Linked DNA regions of Homo sapiens: region 1 is linked to region 2. Evidence: chromatin contacts called from ENCODE Hi-C or POLR2A ChIA-PET data. All regions are on one chromosome and are shown on one strand. The core of a region is the stretch at or near the end of the contact, and the rest is flanking DNA. Distances in the headings are between cores, read along the strand shown.

Evidence for each region. A loop is a pair of places that touch in the nucleus more often than their neighbours do. ChIA-PET counts read pairs that join two places held with the same protein, here RNA polymerase II (POLR2A). Pooled maps may share reads with other maps.
Region 1: a map of CD4-positive, alpha-beta T cell shows a loop between it and region 2 (17-fold over the local background). The contact joins the promoter of RCN1 here to the promoter of ARL14EP in region 2. A Hi-C loop is called at or near these places in 4 of 168 maps with a recorded cell type or tissue (CD4-positive, alpha-beta T cell and naive thymus-derived CD4-positive, alpha-beta T cell), 8 of 37 single-sample maps with no recorded cell type and 17 of 50 pooled maps. POLR2A ChIA-PET finds 5 or more read pairs at or near these places in 1 of 52 experiments (activated naive CD4-positive, alpha-beta T cell).

What each region holds. Positions count from the first base shown.
Region 1 is chr11:32,089,705-32,092,404 of GRCh38, forward strand. It overlaps RCN1 (reticulocalbin 1), which reads left to right and starts at 1,370. Exons shown (of 6, transcript NM_002901.4): 1 at 1,370-1,746. The coding sequence starts at 1,493. RefSeq lists a silencer at 1,085-2,114 and an enhancer at 2,583-2,700.
Region 2 is chr11:30,321,697-30,324,396 of GRCh38, forward strand. It overlaps ARL14EP (ARF like GTPase 14 effector protein), which reads left to right and starts at 1,408. Exons shown (of 4, transcript NM_152316.3): 1 at 1,408-1,506. It overlaps ARL14EP-DT (ARL14EP divergent transcript), which reads right to left and starts at 1,250. Exons shown (of 2, transcript NR_187437.1): 1 at 1,222-1,250. RefSeq lists enhancers at 1,070-1,675, 1,188-1,437 and a silencer at 1,508-1,637.

The DNA of each region.
Region 1 (2,700 bases), core at 120-2,619, 1.8 Mb after region 2:
CAGGTTGAAGTGCAATGGCATGATCTCGGCTCACTGCAACCTTCGCCTCCCAGGTTCAAGCGATTCTCCTACCCCAGCCTCCGACTAGCTGAGATTACAGGCGCCCGCCACCTCGCCCAGCTAATTTTTGTATTTTTAGTAGAGACGGTGTTTCACCATGTTGGCCAAGCTGGTCTCGAACTCCTGACCTCAAGTGATCTACCTGGCTCCGCCTCCCAAAGTGCCGGGATTACAGGCATGAGCCACCGTGCCCGGCCTTCTAGGGATTCTTAACCTGGGGCTCATAGGTGGGGCTTCAAAAGATCCATGAATCCTCCGACTCTTTAATCAAGCACCCGTGTCAGTAGCTGTATGTGCATTTTTCTGGAAGAGGATCATGGCTTTCAATGAGTGTCAAAAGGCTGAGACTGCTCGAGACCTCACCGTCCAATACGGTAGCCATTAGTCCCGTGTGGCTCTTTAAGTTTAGATTTAAATTAAAATTTCAGTGCCTCACTTACACTAAGCTACACATCAAGTGCTCAACAGCCACTACCTACAGGCCAGACCAGATAGAGGGCATTTCCATCATTGCAGAAAGTTTGATGGGACAGATATCTGTATTGGTAGCATTACCAACTGAATACAGGTAAGATTGGATCCAACTAGTGCTTTTGTAAAATGAGTTACCAACATTTAGAAATAAAACATAAAAATCTAAAATCCTGATTGATTTCATTTGGGAAACAGGACTATCTATCAGCGTGGGGCCTGCGTTCCCCTGGCAGCTGGAACGCACAGTACCGCTCCCTTTAGAGGGACTCTTGGTCATATAGAAGTTCCCCGCTTGACCCTCCTTGACGACTGACAGTACGACCCTCGTTTCTAGGGGACTTCGCCCGTCTTGGTCTCCTTCCAGGCTCGCGTTTGTAACCAGACTCCAAATTTTACTAAATGGGGTTGAATTGGGTTTGAGAGCACATCTTAGAGCAGGGTCTAGGGCTGAGATTCGGGGTCTCAGTTGGAAGTTGAGGAAGGGCAACGTCTCCTTCCTTACAGTTTTCCCGGAACTGTAGGAAGTCAGAGGGAATTTTATCCTGCACATCTGTTGCTTGACAAAGAACTTCCCAATCCTCCTCCGAGCCCTCCAGTCCCTAGCCCAGTTCGCCCGGGCCCGCCCCTAGCAACAAGATCGCGGGGAGGGGCCGAGGCGAAACACGAGCCCCGCGCCCACCACCCCAGCTGGCGACGTGGCTCCGCGGCCCCGGCTTCCCCCGGCAGCTCAGCGACCAATGGGCGCGCGAGCGGGGCCGCCCGCAGCTTCCCAGCCCGAGGCCCAGGCGCGCCCCTCTGCTCCGGCTCGGGGCGGGCACTGGCGGAGGGACTGGCCAGTCCCCTCCTCCGCGCCGGCCCCAACCCTGTCGCTGCCGCCGCGCTCCGAGTCCCCATTCCCGAGCTGCCGCTGTTGTCGCTCGCTCAGCGTCTCCCTCTCGGCCGCCCTCTCCTCGGGACGATGGCGCGCGGTGGCCGCGGCCGCCGCCTGGGGTTAGCCCTGGGGCTGCTGCTGGCGCTGGTGCTGGCGCCGCGGGTTCTGCGGGCCAAGCCCACGGTGCGCAAAGAGCGCGTGGTGCGGCCCGACTCGGAGCTGGGCGAGCGGCCCCCTGAGGACAACCAGAGCTTCCAGTACGACCACGAGGCCTTCCTGGGCAAGGAGGACTCCAAGACCTTCGACCAGCTCACCCCGGACGAGAGCAAGGAGAGGCTAGGGTGAGGCCGCGGCCAGGGCCCCGTGGGGGGCGGCGCAGGTGTCCGAGGGCCGCCTGGGCGAGAGCCACGCGGGATACCACCGCCAAAGCGAAAGCGAAATCGCGCGCGCGGCCTCGAGGATGGGGCCCTGCCCAACTCGGCGCTGGGGCTCAGGCTAACTTGCTGGAGGGCCCCGGGACCCCAGCTTGGAGATCGCCGCCGCCGCGCCCCGGCCGGGGTGGTTTCTCGCGGGGAGGCGAGAACGTGGCAGCGGCCGCGGGAGCCAGGACGGCGAGGGCCCGCCCCCTCCCCCAGGTTGCATCAGAAGGGAGGGGAGAGTGCACAAAAGAAGAGTTTGTCCACAGTGGCCTGTTAGTGCCATGAGTTCCTCCCCACTCTCTCGCAGTTTCTCTCTGATCCCCCACTCCCGGGGAGAAGGGCTTGAGACACTCGCTAAGAAAATCTCAGGGATGAACATAAATGGATAAAAGATGAAGGGGCAGGCGAGCGACAGGCTTGCTTCCTGGTCTCGGCCGCAGTGGTCTTGCCTTTTGCCTAATCGCCCTGTAAATCTATCGTAAGGAGTCTGGGCGCGGTGACTCACGCCTGTAATCCCAGCACTTTGGGAGGCCGAGGCGGGGGGAGGGGTGGGGAGATCACCTGAGGTCAGGAGTTCGAGACCAGCCTGACCAAACGGCGAAATCCCGTCTCTACTAAAAATACAAAAATTAGCCGGGCGTCGTGGCACACGCCTGTAATCCCAGCTACTTGGGAGGCTGAGGCAGGGGAATCGCTTGAACCCGGGAGGCGGAGGTAGCAGTGGGCCGAGATTGCGCCACTGCACTCCAGCCGGGGCTAGAGTGAGACTCCATCTCAAAAATAATAAAAATAAAAATAAAATAAAATCTAGTGTAGGGATACAAAAATCCGGTTGAAAAGGGACACGCAGTTTCCGATTGGAAACACGAGGGAGCA
Region 2 (2,700 bases), core at 158-2,657:
AAGTATACCACCAGCGGAGAAGGCTGTTGTGGCAGATAGGATATATGAACATTACTTAACCCATGATTCAGGTGATGGCGTCCTTCCACTTGCTTGCACCTTATCCTAAGTGTGTCCACTTACCACAACTCTTTCACCTTTTCACTGGATACTTAAATTGAATAGGCTATATTATTTAATAATCTTAATTTGATCTGTGAGCCTTCTCTGTTTCATTACCTTTAGGATAGCTTGCCTAGTTTACTAGGAAGTCACAATTGCATCAAATTAAGTTCCATGCAGGCATTAATCTCCTCCCAGAACGCTCCTGCTTTAGCCCCTATCATTTTATCCTGTTTATATCCATGTGTTTCTGTTATGACACTTTTCACACCACACTGTGATTAACTGTTTATTCCTCTCTCACTAGTCTGTGAGCTCCTTGGAAGCAGAAATAAATTTTGTTTTTGTCTAATCATTGCTTAACAAAGTGCCAACCACAAAGTAAACAGTAAAAGAATTACAGAATGCAACCTCCTGCAGACACAGTTGAAGAAACTATTCATTGTTTTTTCCTTTCTGTCATTCCCTAGTTCTAGGCATCAAATCGCTTGCCTAGTCGGCGAGCAGTATGAAAGTGGTGGGAGGACCATAGACGCACTGCAGAAAACAGCTTACAGTAGATGCAGAGAATTACTAGCACGCTTGGGCCTTGGTGGGGCTTGTCTTATTTACCTGTTCCTCATTTTTCACTGGGAGTTTAAAACAAGTTTTTGTTTCCCTGCTATCCCGACCTTAAGATAATTAAAAGGCCAAGAATCTTTAAGAGACTTTCAGTTCTCCTGGATTCTAGATAATAAAACCCACTTTAAAAATTAATGAGCACCTATACTGTGACAGACAATAAGGATACAATAAAAATACCATTTCTGTTCTGAGAAAATTTACAAGCATCTTCCTGGAGCCTACATTTTACTCGAAGTAATAGCTATTTTTATAGCTTACAATAAAAGATGCATTTTGGAATATATTTCGCTTGAATTAAAGAAATAGAATGTGAGACCTTAAACAAAGGGTCCGTTCTTCAGATCCTTTTAACTCACACTCTCCTTCAGGGGTCGGGGTATTTGGGTGCAAAAGTTTACTATCACGCACAGGTGTAGAGATGTACAAATACGATCCAATTTAGTGGAAACTGTGTCTTGTAAGAGATGGCCCCCAGGGACCTCCCACATCCCTAACCTCTCGGAGGACTGCAAAAGACAGCATCTGAAGCACCTCTTGCCTCGCCTTGAATCATTTGCCACTTCACACCGCCCCGCCCCTTCCGTCCCCGGAGGCGGCCAGCCTCGTGTCCGCTCTAGGCTTCTCCCGGACGTCTCTTTGTGGTGGCGTTGAGCTCCTCTAGCCCGCGCTTGCCGTCCTCTCAGTGGTAGCGCGGGGACTGGCTGGGAAGCGGTCGGTCGAGTGTGGCCTGTGTGGACTCGCATCTTGCCCGAAGCCGGGCGGAGGAGAGCTCAAGCTAAGGTGGAAGGGGAACGGGGGAGGCCCTGGAGAGGAGTGGGAGAGTGGAGACAGGCCCCTGGGTGGCGAGGGAGCCCGGCGGCGTAACGGGGGAACCCGGGGAGAGGTGGAAGAGGAGGCCCGCACACGTGAGGGGGATTTCCAGCTGCTGGCCGGGGCCTCTCACCCCTACCCCCGCGTAGTTCATCTGCGACGCAACGCCTTGTGTCAAAGCCCAGCACAGGTTCTGCCGCCTCTGACCTCTCTGAGGGTCGTCGCCTGTCCTGTAGGCCCAGGACCTTCAAAGCTACGATTTTGACGTGAACTACTTAGGGTTATTGTGGCCTTGAACTCCGTAGACAGCCTTTATCTCTGCTATTTTTGTTTTTAATTTTTCAAATCAGAATCCTTTCAACCCTGGCCGTTTGAGGCCAAAGGCTAATGTTTATTTTTCCATCCCGGTACCATGAACTTAGTAGGTGCCCACTGGACGGATCTGGTGGTTTTAGTCATTTGTAAATAGCCGTGAACTAAGGAAGAAATGTATGTGGCCTCTTACAGGGTTGGGTTGGGAATCATTGCAGGGTTTGGGGGCACTCTGTTAGGCATGATAACAACAGCTCTAGGCTTGAGTTTCTTCATCTGTAAATGAGAATGATAGTACTTTCCTCAGGGTGGCTATGAAGGTTCCTGAAATGATGTTTGCCCTAAGCACTGTACCTGGCATGTCCTGACTACCACACTTGAACCAAATCTTTTCAATGGTGTTATGGACTATATTTTTGTTTTAAATTGCCTTTACCTTTCTTATTGTACCTAGATCTTCCTGAGGATTGAGACTCTCCTCTTTGCCTTTGGGCCAATTGTCATGTTATAGGTAATCAGTATTTGAAGATGACAGGCACAAAAAGTTCACAGTTGCAGGATGCGTGACTTTTGTAGGCGTATGTACCCATAACTAAAGCTCCTGATTTGGGGAGTAGGGGTAGATTAAATTATATTTTTATTAAATAAGAGATAATCTGGGAAGACGCTGTGTAAGTTGTAAGACCCTATGCCAAGAAAAGCCTTTAATTTTTTTCATAAAACATTTCATGAAAACTTTTTTTATGTTTTTCATAAAAGAGACATCAGTTGACCTAAAAACGAAGTAAATTTTTTGTTTTGTTAAATTTCCTCTAAATGTTACTTTTCCCACTAATAAGGAGACTGGTAACA